2 separate regions of the Mus musculus genome follow, and region 1 is linked to region 2. The links are chromatin loops, found by intact Hi-C in ENCODE. Cell type or tissue: left cerebral cortex. All regions are shown on one strand. Links, peaks and the distances in the headings refer to the core of each region. The heading gives the core; the rest is flanking DNA.

What was found. A loop is a pair of places that touch in the nucleus more often than their neighbours do. Peaks named below come from ENCODE experiments on the same cell type or tissue, not always from the same donor. Only the 100,000 strongest peaks of a DNase experiment are listed, where the experiment ranks them.
Region 1: a loop joins it to region 2, with 2.1 times the contacts of the local background. A loop is called at or near these places in 2 of 42 quality-filtered maps.

Annotation. Positions count from the first base shown.
Region 1 is chr4:16,695,712-16,703,954 of GRCm38, forward strand. No RefSeq gene overlaps it. Among named protein-coding and RNA genes, the nearest start is that of Gm24978, 24 kb to the left of the region's middle. In left cerebral cortex, for the core only: no CTCF peak of the experiment used is centred there; a DNase peak (open chromatin) is centred at 4,665; H3K27ac peaks cover 659 bases.
Region 2 is chr4:16,848,269-16,856,511 of GRCm38, forward strand. No RefSeq gene overlaps it. Among named protein-coding and RNA genes, the nearest start is that of Gm23975, 9.4 kb to the right of the region's middle. In left cerebral cortex, for the core only: no CTCF peak of the experiment used is centred there; a DNase peak (open chromatin) is centred at 4,614; H3K27ac peaks cover 1,694 bases.

The DNA.
Region 1 (8,243 bases), core at 3,227-5,726, 150 kb before region 2:
ATATTGCTCTGTGAATGCCTTCTTGCTCTCTTCTAGATCTTCCTTTCCTGATTTTTCTGGTTATTCCTGATTATATACTCACATCTAAAGATCCAGAGCTGGTATGCACAATTGATGATACCTGTGGTATCTGGCATTGGTACTGGGTGAAACTTTTCTAATGCTACCCATTTTCTTGCAAATTTCACTTTTCCATAGTTGAAAAGAACTGTATGTATTGTATTGCCCACTCAACAGGAAGAAGTCAATGCTTGATACTACAAACTTAGTCAACTACCTGTGGCATCGAGGACATGACCTTAGAGGAGGACATACTACAGTCACTTTCCTAAACTAGTATCCGAGTGCATTCTAAATGACAGTCTTTGTGAGTACAGATAAGTAAAGCTCTCACCCCTGTCAAAGAATCTTCTTTTTTGGTGTAGATGGAGACACTGAAATCCCTTTATCTATGGCTCAGGTAACAGTAAATGTGGGTCCAGAAAGATTATAAGAGCCAATGGACCAAGATGTGTACTGTCATACAGTTTATTCTGTGTAATAAAGAATCCATACTCATAAAATACCAACATATGACTGCCTAGAAAAGAATATCACAGTGACTAGTAGCCATTCTAATCTGAATAGAGAGCATATTCCAAGACCCCATTTATAGGTGAAGAGCTGCAGGATATTACTGGCTGCTGAGAGAGGATCAGGCTTCTTTAGGAATGAGCCTCATAGGTTATGCAAGCCCAAGTCATCAGACCTAACCATATATATATATATATATATATATATATATATATATATATATATATCAACATTAAGTGGACTTAACAGGTTGTATTCATATACATTTATGTGTGTGTGTACACGCGTGTGTGTTTTTATGGATGTGTGTATAATTAAAGACGTCATGAATTTGAGAAGAGGGGAGGAACATGGGAGGAATTTGAGAAGAAACAGGGACAAGACTTAATTGTATAAATATAGTAGTTATGCATAAAATTACAAAACAAACAAACTTAAATTTAAAAAGACAGTACCTAAATAGACACACCACCATTTAACCTTCACAAGAGTTAAATTTAATTTTTTTCATCATTTTCTAAAGTCTGTTGAGTGTCATAAACGAATGTTTAAAAAAGTCTGTAAATTTGAGCTTACATTTCTTTTCTGCTAAAAATATAAGAAAGTGAAAGTAAAGTTCACAACAAAGGAAAGTAAAAAATGATTTCTTTCTCAGTGACTTTATGCTGTGAAGTTGAAGTAGCTCAGATATTGAGATCCTAATTCTCTTCACTGCCTTAAGACCATTCCATTAAATTTGAAGTTTGGGTAACAGCATTCTGCAACTGATACTTAGCCTGGGGGCATATTAGGTTTTATTGCAATGGGGCAAAAGATGTACTTCTTTTTTCTTGTCTCTAATCTAATATTTTTTTGATTAGTTTGAAATTTTGTATCATAAATCCAGATTACACTCATGTTCTGTACTGGTCAACCTCCATGACATCTAGTCCCCCAAATTAAAGAAGTAAAGGAAGAAGAAGAGGAGGAAGAGGAGGAGGAGGAGGAGGAGGAGGAAGAAGAAGAAGAAGAAGAAGAAGAAGAAGAAGAAGAAGAAGAAGAAGAAGAAGAAGAAGAAGAAGAAGAAGAAGAAGAAGAAAATCTAACACTTGTGTTGTCCATATATTCAGTGGAGCATGGTCAAACTCTCAGTGGCCTTAAAGAAAACTAAGCCTTGCCAATGAAAGCTCTTTGAGGTACCCCAAAGACAATATTGATTCAAGAATCATAGACTCAAGACTTTTCAATTATCTTATCTATTTTTACCATTTTTTACTAATGTCAGACATAGAGAGTTCCGAGAAAAACTTCAAATATTGTTCAAAATGACTAGAATAAAATAAAAGGTAAAAACACACACACAAGATCCTCTTTTAGAAAAAATATTCACAGATTTAATCTTAAACATGTTGCGGATTTGGTCTAATGCTTACATTATGAGTTTCCAAAATTGCATGAGAATCTTACATGTGAGATGCTGAGGGTCCCTATCCCCAGCTGGTTCTGATTGATAAATAAAGTTGCTGGAAGCCAATGTCTGGGCAGGGAGACAGAAGCAGGCAGGACTTTAGGATTTTCAGTCAAAGGGACCAAAGAAAGTGCAGAATCACCTTGCCATGAATAGAATAAGATCCAGATTTGAGAACTGCTGGAAGAGAGGCAGGTGGGAAAAGCAGCCCCTCTTCTCCCACACTGGGTCTAGGGTAGCAAAGATGGAATGTAGATTTTAGTAAGTAATAATTCAGAAGTATTGGAAGGGAAGTGTTAACAAAATCGATGTTTAGAGTGGCCTTGCTATTGAGCTGATTAGGGCATATCAAATATAAGACCTTGTGTGTGTGTGTGTGTGTGTGTGTGTGTGTGTGTGTGTGTCTGTCTGTCTGTCTGTCTGTCTGTCTGTCTGTCTTTTATTCAAGAATCAAGAAAACTGGAGATAGCAGTAAGGAACTTGCACTGCTGCCACCAGGGTGAATAGAAAATTAACCAACTACAGCAACATAAACATTCTCATGAAATAATACTGTATAATGTATGGACAAATTTTTGTAATGTTTGAATAGAACTCAATTTTAAAAGTAGGAAGTAGGAGGAAACTGTAGTATATCTACTTCCTTTCTCTACACTTTCACATTAACTTGGGCTGAGTTGGCTCTACAAAACCCAAACTCTTAAGAACTAAAAATATGATTCCATTTGGAGAAAATGCCTGCTTGGTTTGTTGTTGTTGTTGTTGTTTTCCATTATAAGATAGGATCTATGTCTATAGCCTAGTCTGTCAGTAAACTATTGGTGATGCTTTTGTATCAATTCCTAATGTTGGGGTTATAGTTACCTAACGCTGTGCCTTGTTGACCTAGAGTAATATGCAAAAGGTACAGTAGTTAACCAGATATCCACAAGGCAGGGATTCAAAGATAGCTAGTTATATCCAGAAGTTGCAGAATTCTAGTGAATATAGCTAATATTGAAGACCTATGTGTGATATTTGTTCCTATAGCTATGTACTTTATGGTGATGTTGAATTTTAAATATGGCATGTTAAAAGAGTAATAATGATAAAATAGACATATGAATAGTGTAATAGAAGATGTGAATTTGGTCTCTGTCTCTAACATTCTCAAAATATCTTATTATGACTACTCTTATTTTTCTGTAATAGAATAAGTTTCTAGAATTCCTAAGTGATGGGAAGAAGCAAAGTGAATGATATAAATAATGCAGTTGTTAGGCTGTTGCAGAGAGTTCATTTTACTAAAACAGAGATATCTTAACACCTGATCTCATAACTAAGATGGCTACTGAGATACTACTAGGCAAGTAACATACTCCATGGATACACTGGACCAAAAGACTATATCCTGGTTGAGACGGACTAATATGGTAATATGACATGAGATTTCCTTGTGGTATTTAAATTGACATGCAGTTTAAAACTTAAGAAATGTATATTTTATTTTCTCTATTTGTAGTAATAATCTTAAAGCATAGTTGACTACATGATTATATATATTATATAAATATATTTCTCATATATATATATATATGTATATATATATATATATACATATATATATATATAAGAAAACTATTGAAGGGATAATCATAATTATTAAAAGAAGACATCCATCAATAAACTAAGAGACACTATCAGAATAAGCCTTCATTTTGTCACGATATTTTAGTCTTTATAACTCCAGAAACATTTTTTTCTGCTGTATATTCCTCCCAGCTTGTGGTCCTTGCCTATGGAAGTCCTAGAAATACATGCTTTCTTAGTTCATGATGATTCCTTATGTATATTATTACATAAGCAGCTTGTATTTTTATGCTATATAATCTATGGAGTAAGAATCATACTTTACTCAGATGGACTTTTTTGTATCTGTTCAAATACTGCCATTAAAATGGTACCCACTTGCTTAACTGTTAATTACTGTATAGTCTTTAAATATTCCCTAAAATAATTTATTGTTTTGATTTCCTGTTATTTGTAATTGAATATAATGGTAAGATTTTACTGCTAGTATTTTTGCTTTTTTACTCTCTTAACTTAGCATGATTAATGTTAGACTGAAAGCATAATGTTTGCATTTGAAAGCATATGACCTTTTATTTTCTTTAGTATGCAAACTTCACTTTATGAAATGGTTGTCAGATTTCACCAAGTTGAATGACTTTTTATCAGCTTTGGCTTGCTTCATAAATAATGGTCTAGGACCTGCGCCCCCCTCTCCCCCCTCTGTGTGTGTGTGTGTGTGTGTGTGTGTGTGTGTGGTGTTGGGCACTGACTCCAAGGCAGTATGCATTTTAGGCAATCACTCTACCATAGTGGTGTTACTTCTCCAGCCACATCTAATCATTACTAAGATGATTTTTCTAGAATTCATTATTTACTGGTTTATTTCCAGCCAATTCAATAAAAATAAGATTTGATCTTCTCTTTAAGCAGGAGTGCACAGGTCTGAACTTCAGGGCTGTATCTTTACCAGTTTTTTATGCAACAGAAAAAATAAAGAAAGCAAAAGAAAGAAATATGATATATGCTACCCAGCTGTTCACAGAATTTTCTTAGTGTGTGATTTGAAACATGTTGGCAAGAGAAGGTGTGAATATTCAAATGAACTTTCCTAGAAAGGATTTGAGATCTAAAGGAGTCTAAATCGTAATACAACTTTTTTTTCTGGTACAAAGTACATCACGTGGGAGCAAATCTTCATTGTAATAACTTCTTAGGTGTATTCATGAATATTCAAACAATTTCTCTTTTATTTGTATACTAAATATTGTTTCTTCTGCCTCAAAAGTCTAAGCATTGCCACGCAAAGTGGATACAGTTAATAGTAAGTGCACACAGATATCAGGGTTATGAGCACCCTGCAATTTTGCAAGGAGACAGATGTTGATGAAGTAATAAAAAAAGATCACTTTCTATAAATGGCTAATTATTAGTATGATGTGATCATAAAGAACAAATACAAGTGATTGTAAGAGTATGACAAAATAAGATTTATCCACATTTCTGGTCTGTAAATATTCCTAAATACTAATATGGAAGGCAGTGCCTAAATCATGTAGTGACACAAGATTTTGGCTTTTATCATCAGAATGATGGGAGTCCATAAATAGGCTTTGAGGAACAGAAGTTTATGATTAGAAACAAATGAAAGTCAGAACAAAAAGAGAATATATGGAGATGTCTTTCATGTCAGTCTATGTTAAGGAGTTTGGTGAGTCTAAGAGGGCTGTTGATAGTAGCAATTTAACAAAGAGCACAGGATCTACACTACTATCAAGTAACTGACAGGTCTTATGTTGACATAGAGAGTAGAGAGGAATCAAGAATGCATCCATAGTTCTTGGGTGCTTGTTGTTGCAACCAGAGTTTTTAGATTTACTTTTCTGACACTAAAACAGATTATATATATGTTGAATGGTATAAACTACATCACTCTGAGAATATAAATGAAAGTTATATTAACAGTAATGCTTGCTCATTTAGAAATGTAGTCTTATATCAGAAGGTATTGTGATGTATGTTTTGGAATAGTCAAGGACATGATTCCTTCAGACTGTTGTTTTGATTGTTCCACACCTAAAGGAAATTTGCAAAGCTATATCCTTTCTCTGTCCTTGGTTTCTGGGATGGGCTTATATTCTTGTACCAGATTGCCCATAATATATTTGCCAAATGATCAAACATTGGCTGATAGGATTGGATGTTCTAAGCAATAGTTTAAATTGTTGTTTCCAGTTCCATGATGTTTAGAGTCAGCTCTTGTTCTTAAATTAGGAAATGAAAGCTTTAAATATTCTGATATAATTTATGGTGGCACCCTGTAGCAGTATTCCCTAGAGTCCCAAGCATTCCAAAGTTCTTTTACTTCAGAGATCCAACTTGTTATATGCACCTGTCTTTCTCATAGTTCATATTTTTAGCATCCAAATTTATCAACATCTAGGAGTTACACATTTATTTCTTTATAATGTTAACTTTTAGTCTCTGGCAAAGGGCTTGTTTTCTCCAAGTTTCATGGACCACTTATATGTTCATACATTCAGTTAGGTACTTGAGTGTGCTTTATTAGGTATTTAGACAATGAATGACATAACTCAGCCTAAAATACATGTATACGCACATAATTGCATTGACAAATTTTGTACTAGAATATTTTACTCTTTAAGAATTACAAGTTTTACAAAAAGTGGCTATACCTCACTAAAATTTTAGAATATTTTGTAGTCCACTGTATATTTTGTCATGCTTATGAGGAAGACTTGTAGTAGGTATTCTAATCCTCAGTGTTGTAAACTTGGCAAAAGCAAACAACTGAGCAAATTTGATTAAAATTATCAAATTTCTAATGAGAACAGTGATTTCTAGATATCTACTAAAATTCCTAATAATGAATGGTATCTAATGATTTTACAGAATTGGATATATAAATCATCCCCCAAATAGAAATATTATTTTTATTATAGAAGATAATATCTAACTATTATTATTATTGTTATTAAAAATTCAGCTGTTGCCTCCTTCCAAGTCTCCCACCCACAGTTCTGCATTGTATCCTTCCTTTCCCCATCTCTGAGAGGATTCTTCCTGTCCCCACCAGCCCTATCCCTGTCCTGAGGCCTCAAGTCTCTTGAGGATTAGGCACATCTTCTTCCACTGAGGTCAGACCAGGCAGACCTCTGTTATATATGTCAGGGGCCTCAGACCAGCTTCTGTGTATTGTCTGGTTGGTGGATCAGTATCTGGGTGTTCCCAGGAGCTGAGGTTGGTTGAGAGTGCTGATCTACTTATGGAGTTGACCTCCTCTTCAACTTCTTCCATCCTTCCCCTAATTCCTATAGGGGCCCCTGACAACAGTCAAATGGTTAGGTGTAAGTATCAGCATCTGTTTCAGTCAGCTGTGTCTCAAACTATTCTATACAATAGAAACTGAAGGAACACGACCTAATTCATTCTATGAAGCCACAGTTACTCTGGTACCTAAACCACACAAAGACCCAACAAAGAAAGAGAACTTCAGACCAATTCCCCTTATGAATATTGATGTGAAAGTAAATAATCAATAAAATCATAGCAAACCAAATCCAAGAACATATCAAAACCATCATCCACCATGATCAAGTAGACTTCATCCCAGCAATACATAGATGGTTCATATATAAGTATCCATTAATGTTATATACTATATAAAAAAGCTCAAAGAATCACATTATCTCATTAGAATCTTAATAAGCATTTGACAAAACACAACAACCTTTCACGTAAAAAGTATTAGAGATATCAGCAATTCAAGGCCCATACCTAAACATAAGAAAACCCACATACAGCAAGCCAACAGCCAGTATCAAATTAAATGGAGAGATACTTGAAGCAATCCCACTAAAATCTGGGAAAAGATGATCACTTTCCCCTTATCTATTCAAAGTAGTACTCAAAATTCGAGCTAGAGCAATAAGACAACAAAAGGAGATCAAGGGAATAGAAATTGGAAAAGAAGAAATCAAAGCATCGCTATGTGTGGATGATATGACAGTACACATAAGCAACCTAAAAAATTCTACCAGAGAACTTCTAAGCTAATTAAAAACTTCAGCAAAGTAGCTAGTTATAAAAATTAGCACAAAAAAATTAGTAGCCTTCCTTAATACATTTGATTTTTATAGTTTGATATTTTATTAATACTTTGCAGTTTGGGTCTGGGGAGTTGCATGTGATGCCAAGAAGTGCATGCTGGGCACAAGTCCCTTTTGGTCCCCTCCAGCACTGGGGTAGCTAGGGCACAGAGTCTTCGAACACCAGCAAGATACCCACAGGACCCTCCACAGGATCTTAAGACCTCTGGTGAGTGGAACACAGCTGCTGCTCCAATCCAATCATGTGGGACCTGAGACTGTATGAATTAGGGCAGCAGAAAACCTGGCCTGATCAGGGGCACAAGTCCCTTTCGGTCCATGCCAGGACCAGGGTAGCTTGGGCGCTGAGTCTGCGGACATCCACAAGGTACCCACAGGAACCTCCACGGGATCTTAAGACCTCTGTGAGTGGATCACAACTTCTGCCAGGAGGCAGGTTCGAACACCAGATATCTGGGCAACTTCCCTGCAAGAGGAGAGCTTGCCTGCAGAGAGTACTCTGAACACTGAAACTCAGGAGAGAGTAGTCTCCCAGGTCTCCTGAC
Region 2 (8,243 bases), core at 3,277-5,776:
AACAGCTGCAGTGAGCCAGACAGGATGTATTTGGGAGGTAGTAGAACAAGGAGCTGAAGAAGAAGGCGCAGACATTGGAGCTGACAGCCAGGCAGGCTCATCTTGAATTCTGCCTGATGTCAACTGACAGATGCAGGCAGAAACTACAGGGCAGAGGGAGTTACAGCAGCTCATGAGGGAGTACTGAGTTGGAGCCCACAGGAAGGCAGTTAGAGAAAGCAGAAGCAGCTGCTGAAAAAGGGATTGGACTACCTTGAGAAGTAGTGACTGCAGAGTTTGAGCTTGACCATCACGGGTCTAGAGAAATCTCATGGACCTACACTGACCATTCAGAATCTAATCATAATAAGTACTATGGTTTCCAAACCCTGGCTTTTTCTTAATGTCATATTTGAAATTTTCATAGCCTCTTACTTAGGGAACATGCACTTTTTATAAATGTGACAGACTGTAACTAAACCAATAATTATTGATCCGTGGATGCTCAGAAGGGTGTATGATTCCAAGTTTCTCCTCAATGGTTAGAATCATCTTTGTCTTTTCTAAAAATTGCTACTCATGAAAAAGAATTTCAAAATAACTTCTCATTTTATTCACATGTAAAACCAACTAATTAAGAAAGAATTCTCCTTAAGTGAGCCTTTAACACATAGATTACCTTTTTGTGTGTGTGAAATATATACTTTGATTTTTAAGAGTATCATTATTTTAAAAATAAGATGACCAGTGATAAAGTAGGTATATGTTGATGGTCTGCCATCCTCTGTGGGGAGGTGGTGGTTATTGGCCGCATTTGACTTCTCAGAGTTTTGAGCAATGTTTTATTCATGTGACTGTGTTTGGAGAAGACTCTAAGTATAGCTTGAAGGCAATAGTTTTTCCTCCCAGTTTTTTGTATTGCCTTCGGAGCATTAAGAACCATTTCTAACTTTCTTATAGACTCCATAACCTCCTGCCAGAAAAATCTCGATTGTTGTCCCCAAACTTATAAGCCTTTCTCTTTAACAGTAAACTGTTTCTGACCCTAAGGTTTCTACATACTTAAGAAGAGAATTTGGTTTTACAAATTTTGATATAATGACTGAAACACTAAATATCAGATACTGAGAAAAGTGCTCTAAAGTGAACCTAAACAACTTCTCCTCTTCTACCTTCCCATTTAGTCTCCTACTCTCCATTGTGAAAATGAAGTAAATAAATTCAGAATTCTTAGAAAATTACAGTTGGAGAGCAAATCTAGCATGAACTCAAGTTAAGAAAGAAATGCCTAGGGTTGGACAGGTGGTCCAGTAGTTACTCCTCTCATAGAGGAGCCTACTTAAGTTCTCGTCACCTGTACCAGACAGCTGTGAATTGCAAGTGTAGTTGCAGGGACATATAATGCTCTCTTGTGTTCTCCCGAGGCACCTGCACAACACAATACAGCACAACACACATGCATGTGCGCGTGTGGGCTCACACACACATATGCACACACACACACACACACACACACACACACACACACACACACTTAAATTTAAAACTATGTTATTAAAAACAGAAAGAAAAGCTGTTCCCTTTCTAAGAAGGACTGAAGTATCAATATTTTGGCCTTCCTTCTTCTTGAACTTCATTTGGTCTATGAATTGTATCTTGAGTATTCTGAGCTTCTGGGCTACTACTCACTAATCAGTGAGTGTATACCATGTGTGTTCTTTTGTGATTAAGTTACTTCACTCAAGATGATATTTTCTAGTTCCATCCATTTGCCTGAGAATTCATGAATTCATTGTTTTTGATAGCTGAGTAGCATTCCACTGTGTGAATGTACCACATTTTCTATATCCATTCCTCTGTTGAGGGACATCTGGCTTCTTTTCAGCTCCTGGCTATTATAAATAAAGCTGCTACGAACATAGTGTAGCATGTGTCCTTATTACATATTAGAGCATCTGCTGGGTATATTCCCAGGAGTGGTGTTAGTAGGTCCTTAGGTAGTACTATGTCTGATTTTCTGAGGAAGTACCAAACTGTTTTCCAGAGTGGTTGTTCCAGCTTGCAGTCCCACCAGCAAAGTAGGAGTGTTCCTCTTTCTCCACATCCTCACCAGCATCTGCTGTTACCTAAGCTTTTGATCTTAGCCATTCTGACTGATGTGAGGTGGAATCTCACGGTCATTTTGACTTGCATTTCCCTGATGACTAAGGATGCTGAACATTTCTTTAGGTGCTTCTCAGTCATTCAGTATTCCTCAGTTGAGAATTCTTTGTTTAGCTCTGTACCCCATTTTTAAATAGGGTTAAGGGCTGGTGAGATGGCTCAGTGGGTAAGAGCACCCGACTGCTCTTCCAAAGGTCCGGAGTTCAAATCCCAGCAATCACATGGTGGCTCACAAACATCCGTAATGAGATCTGACTCCCTTTTCTGGAGTGTCTGAAGACAGCTATAGTGTACTTACATATAATAAATAAATAAATAAATTTAAATAGGGTTATTTGGTTCTCTGGAGTCTAACTTGTTGAGTTCTTTGCATATATTTGATATTAACCCTCGATCAGATTTAGTATTGGTAAAGATCTTTTCCCAATTTGTTGTTTGCCATTTTGTTCTATTGACAGTATCCTTTGTCTTACAGAAGCTTTGTAATTTTATAAGGTCCCATTTGTCAATTCTTGATCTTAGAGCCTAGGCTACTGGTGTTCTGTTCAGGAAAATTTCCCCTGTGCCCTCTGCTTGAGGCTCTTTAACCACTTTCTTTTCTGTTAGTTTCAGTGTATCTGGTTTTATGTGGAGGTCCTTGATCCACTTGGACTTGACCTTTGTACAAGAAGATAAGACTGATTTTCAGTCTTCTGCATGCTAAACACTAGTTGAAACAGCTCTGTTTGTTGAAAATGCTGTCTTTTTTTCTCCACTGGGTGGTTTTAGCTCCTTTGCAAAGATCAGGTAAATGTAGGTGTGTGTGTGTTCATTTCTGGGTCTTCAGTTCTATTCCATTGATCTACCTGCCTGTCACTGTACCAATACTATGCAGTTTTTTCACTATTGCTCTGTAGTACAGCTTGAGGTCAGGGATGGTGATTCCACCAGATTTTTTTTTTATTCCAGATGAATTTGGGAATTGTTCTTTCTAACTCTATGAAGAATTGAGTTGCAGTTTTGATGGAGATTGCACTGAATCTTTATATTACTTTCAGCAAGATGGCCATTTTTACTATGTTAATCCTGCTTATCCACAAGCATGGGAGATCTTACTCTGAGATAAGTCAATTGAAAAAATTTCTCTCAATTTCATAGAGTTAGATTATGTGGATTTTTGAAGAACATTTCTCTGAGAGGACTTCTTATCCATGTCATTTTTGTTTTTCTTGCTACATTAGATTTCTGTTCTTAGAGAAGTGTCTTTTTGCATCTATGATATGCTCAGAAAATATAGCCTTGAAGATCCAAAGTCCAAGTTTCCACATAGGCCACAATGCCTGAAAGCTGTGGGCCTCTACAATGGTCACAACTTCACAATGTCCTGGTTTACGTTGTAACCTGTATTATCTGATTCATACTAGCTTTGTAACTCAGAATGTCTATTTGGTGGACAGGGTTAGAAATGTTCCCCTTGGAAGGGTCACTCACTTTTTCACAATGCTCACTGATGCAATTCTGAGTCAAGAAACTTGAGTACTCATGCTGTCAACAGAGACTATACTGTGAGATGCCACACAGATCAATCTTACTATTAAAACTCTCATACTGTTCTACTAGTAAGAACCGATGCTATATTTGATGTTAGGTAAAGGTAGAGAAGTGAGCTTGTGTCCAATATTGAAAAGATACTTGTAACTTGTAACATGAATTATAAGCCATCAAAATAAAGGGGCTAGAAGATTGCTTTTTTTTTTCTTATTCTATTTCAAAGTTCAATTAAATACAATTTATTATCAGATTTCTTAATGAGTCTCTTTGAAGATTACCTAAGGTGATTGTGTTACAGAGAGATGAAATATTCCTAAATGTTGTCATATCAGAAATATTTGGAATAAGCAGGAAAACAAAGCTCTCAGCATTATATGCAGTATAATATGCATAAAAAGATGTGGATAGATTAATTTTTTGCCTATAAAGAGTAGATAGACATTGTTGTATTTTAGGCTGTTAGAAAGAGACCTACAATTTTCCATTGTTAAAAAAGTAAACAGTGATTGAAAATTAAAAACAGAAAAGTAATAATGATATTACTAAAACTAAAACAACAGAATGCCTGCTTGATATAATACATTCTCCATGTCAGTTCAGGCTGTTAGAAACCGCAGCTTGGGTTTAAAGTTGGGGCTGAAGGCATTTCTCCAAAGATCATGCATTTACAATTTCTCCCACTATTTTAAGATATGATAAGAAAATATCTGTCTATCTGAACAAGGTGTGAGGCCACTTTGCAGTGGTCAATTTTCTGGTCTTTGTGAAAATTTGAGACTGCAATAAGAAAGGACTGTTTTTTAGGATATAGGCTGAGAAGTTCTTTTAGGTACTGCAGCTGGCAAAGAGAGAACTTCATCATATTCTTCTCAAATAGGTTTCTAAGACACAGGCACATGGAAGCGATGACAGCAGCGGCAGAAGGCTTTCTTACACTCCACACTCGTGCCAAAATTCACACTGCCAAGTATTGCTTGTCGGCTAGACTGTTCTCACATTTAATTTTTAGACAATGATTTTTTTGACTTCAGAGATATCACATACATAGAGCTACAGTGGTATCTACTAGTCACAGCTTAGATATTCTCCTCTGAGAAACACTGTGCTCTAATGGATTGAAACAGTGCAGTGATCAGAATTTCCACCCCATGCTTGTCCAGTGCCAAGCTCTACATCAGACGCTTTATGTATCCCATCTCATGAAATCCTTGTTACTAAATCTATCTGAAGGATTATAGTTCAGTTTTGTATTAATTATAAGGAATACATGTAATAGTGTACCAAACAGGTAGAGAACTTAATCATAAGAATTCCATCGTAGAAGCTTGTCATCCTCAATAGTCCTTGATATTTTTGAGTCCTTTCCTTCTTGGTAAAGGATGGGATTATAGCCTTGATGTCAGACATGACTATTTAATAGGGTTAAGATTTACTTTAACTAGCTAAATGTGATGAAATGGTGTGACAGTTCTGGAAAGAAGCCTATGTGGGCTGATATACGTTGTTTCTTCTCTTTCTAATCATATTGTTCGGGTATAGTAAGAATTGATTTAGCTTTGTCCTTTGATAAGGCCCCTTTAGGCCATATGGTTTATGATTCGTGTCAATGTGGAGCAAAACTACCTGTATTGCCATAATGGGAGGTAACATCTACAACAAAATGAACCTTTCTTGTTTTATGCTTGTGTGTGTGTCCTTGTTGTGTTGGAATTACAATCACAGTGTTGGGGACTCAAGTCCTATATGCTTCTTTACTTTAGTGGGTGTGACCTTTATTTCCAAGCATACTTCATGGAACAAGATGTATTTGTCAGTCAAATCCATGAAGTATTCATTCCAGAGAAATGAAAGTAGGGAACACATTGGTCATGGTATTGTTCTTTTTCTTAGATAATACTTCTTTAAAGTGTCATGAGTCACTTCCATTGTGGCACATTTTGTAAAATTTATTTAGGAAAGAGATTGATGTTTTTTTTGTTGTTTTGTTTGTTTGTTTTTTGTTTTTTTTTTTTCTCTGTGTATCCCTGGCTGTCCTGGAACCCACTTTGTAGACCAGGCTGGTCTCGAACTCAGAAATCTGTTTGCCTCTGCCTCCCATGCTGGGATTAAAGGCGTGTGCCACCATGCCCAGCTTGGTCTTTTTGCTGTACAAATGAGCCTATAGTTGGTTAATTTGTACTATTTTTTGAGACTGAAGAACTAATAAGAGAAAGCTATGTATCACATGGAAGATGGTTCTGATAATTTGTACTATCCTATAGATGAGAAGAGAGAAATGATTATGAGTTAGTGAAGATCATCCAACTAATGACTGGAGATATCTCACAGTTCAAATGCAAGCAATTTGCCTCCAGAGCTATGGGTTAGCTGTAGGACTGCCCATTCTATCATTCCCCTGGAAAGTGGAAATTTTATTTTAACATTAGAAAAGTTCTATGGAATCGTATTGAGTTGACATTTTTGAGTTTTTCTCTCTTTTTTTTTTCTTCATACTTGTAGATAAGATATGGCTGAGGACTCTAGGAAGATTGCTTAAAATCATTGCAAACAATTTATCTTGGCTCTGGCTGAATTGTTAAAAATAATCTCTCAGCATTCCATATACTATTAAGTTTACTTTTCTATGTTTATTGATAAACTTATCAATATTTTACCAACATTGCAAAGAATTCAGTGTTGAGGGATAAAGTCGGGAGAAATTATAGTGAGAGTAAATTAAAATGTATTATAAGTTTTTACTTTAAAATTTCTATGTATTATTCATTTCCCTGATAACTGCTGATTCAGAATCCTGTTAGCAGGATTGAACTTTAAATATTTTAAATATATTTACATTTACAATTATAAAAGTAAGTTATACTATAGAAGCATTTCTTGTTGCATATTCTGGTACTTTTAGATTGCTAGTCCCAAATACATGTGTGGCAGATTACAGAGAAATTTGGAAATGCATTCATGGATTCCATGTATTCATCCCAGTTTTCTTAGCTTCTGAAAATGCTTCTTGCTGTCACAGTCAAATTTCCACTGACATAACAATATTTTGAATCCACGAGTAATGTGGAAGGTGGTAGAAATTCTCTACCTTTTGTATCTTGTAATTGGTGAACTTCTCTCTCTCTTTTTAAATAATTACCTTTATTTTTTTTTACAGTCCAGTCATTATCCCCTTCCTGGTACACCCTCCCACAGTTCTTCAGTTCATTCCTTCTTCCCTCTCTCCAAGAAGTTGTTCCTCCAACCCCACCAGGCCTCCCCAGTCCCTGGGGCCTCAAGTCTCTTGGGGGTTAGGTGCATCTTCCCCCAATGAGGTTAGAGCAGTCAGTCCTCTGCTGTATATTTGTTGGGGGCCTCAGATCAGCTCATGTATACTGCCTGTTTGTTGGCTCAGTGCCTCAGAGATCTCAGGGGTCCAAGTTAGTTGAGACTGCTGGTCTTTCTATGGGATTGCTCTCCTCCTCAGCTTCTTCCAGCCTTTTCCTCATTCAATAACAGGAGGCCTGACTTCAGTCTATTTGTTGGATATAAGTACCTGTATCTGTCTCAGTCAGCAGCTTGCTGGGCCTCTCACAGTCAAAAACCCTGACCAGGAATTGTTCATGTCTGAAAGAACTGCAAAGATAAAAAATGGAAAAGAGACTGAGGAAAAGGTTGTCCAGTGACCTGCCCAATTTGGGATCCGTCTCAAAGGGAAGTTCCAAAGCCTGACACTATTACTGATGCTATGGTGAACCTTTCTTACAGGACAGAAAAATCATCTGTTAACAGTTAATAGTTAGTGATTGTACAAGATGACTTGATTTATAACATTAGAAGGTACATGGACTCCTCAGCTTAGTCAATCACAAAAAACTTTCTTTTCATCTTCACTTATAGGCAATTTACAATAGCTTGAGTCATATTATGAAACTTTGGCTATATGGCAACAATTACAATGATTTCTTATGTAAGTACAATTCACTCAAATCTGGGAAAGCATGAGATATGACAAAAACAAAAGAAGTGATGTGATTTTTTTAATTTATTTTTTATTATAATTAAAAAATGTAATGTATGTGCACTGAATTTTCACTATGTTCTCACCCTCTAGCCTCCCTTGTGTTCCTCCCTCTCAAATTCATTGCTTATTTTTCTTAATTAATGTTACACACACACACACACACACACACACACACGTACAGATATAAAACTTGCTGAGAACATTTAGTGTTGTTTGTATGTATGTGACTTTGGTGATACTTGGTATTAGAAAATCAATTTGATGATTTACTTTTTGTTATATAATTCCAACGAATTTTCCTAGACTCATGTTATTGAAAATCTGTAATCAAACCAAAGTCTTCGAAATTAAGGCTACATTAATTCACTCCAAGCAATAAGCATAATTTGTTAATGAATAATAAAATAAATATTTAAAATAATCTTGTAAATTCAGAAGTCCTGAGGTTCAAACTCATGCTGTCATACTGGGAGGCAAGTGTCTTACCCCACTGATACATCTTGCCAGCTCATTTAATTTTCTATAGAAATTATACAAAGTAATAATTGTATGACATGTGTATATTGTTGAG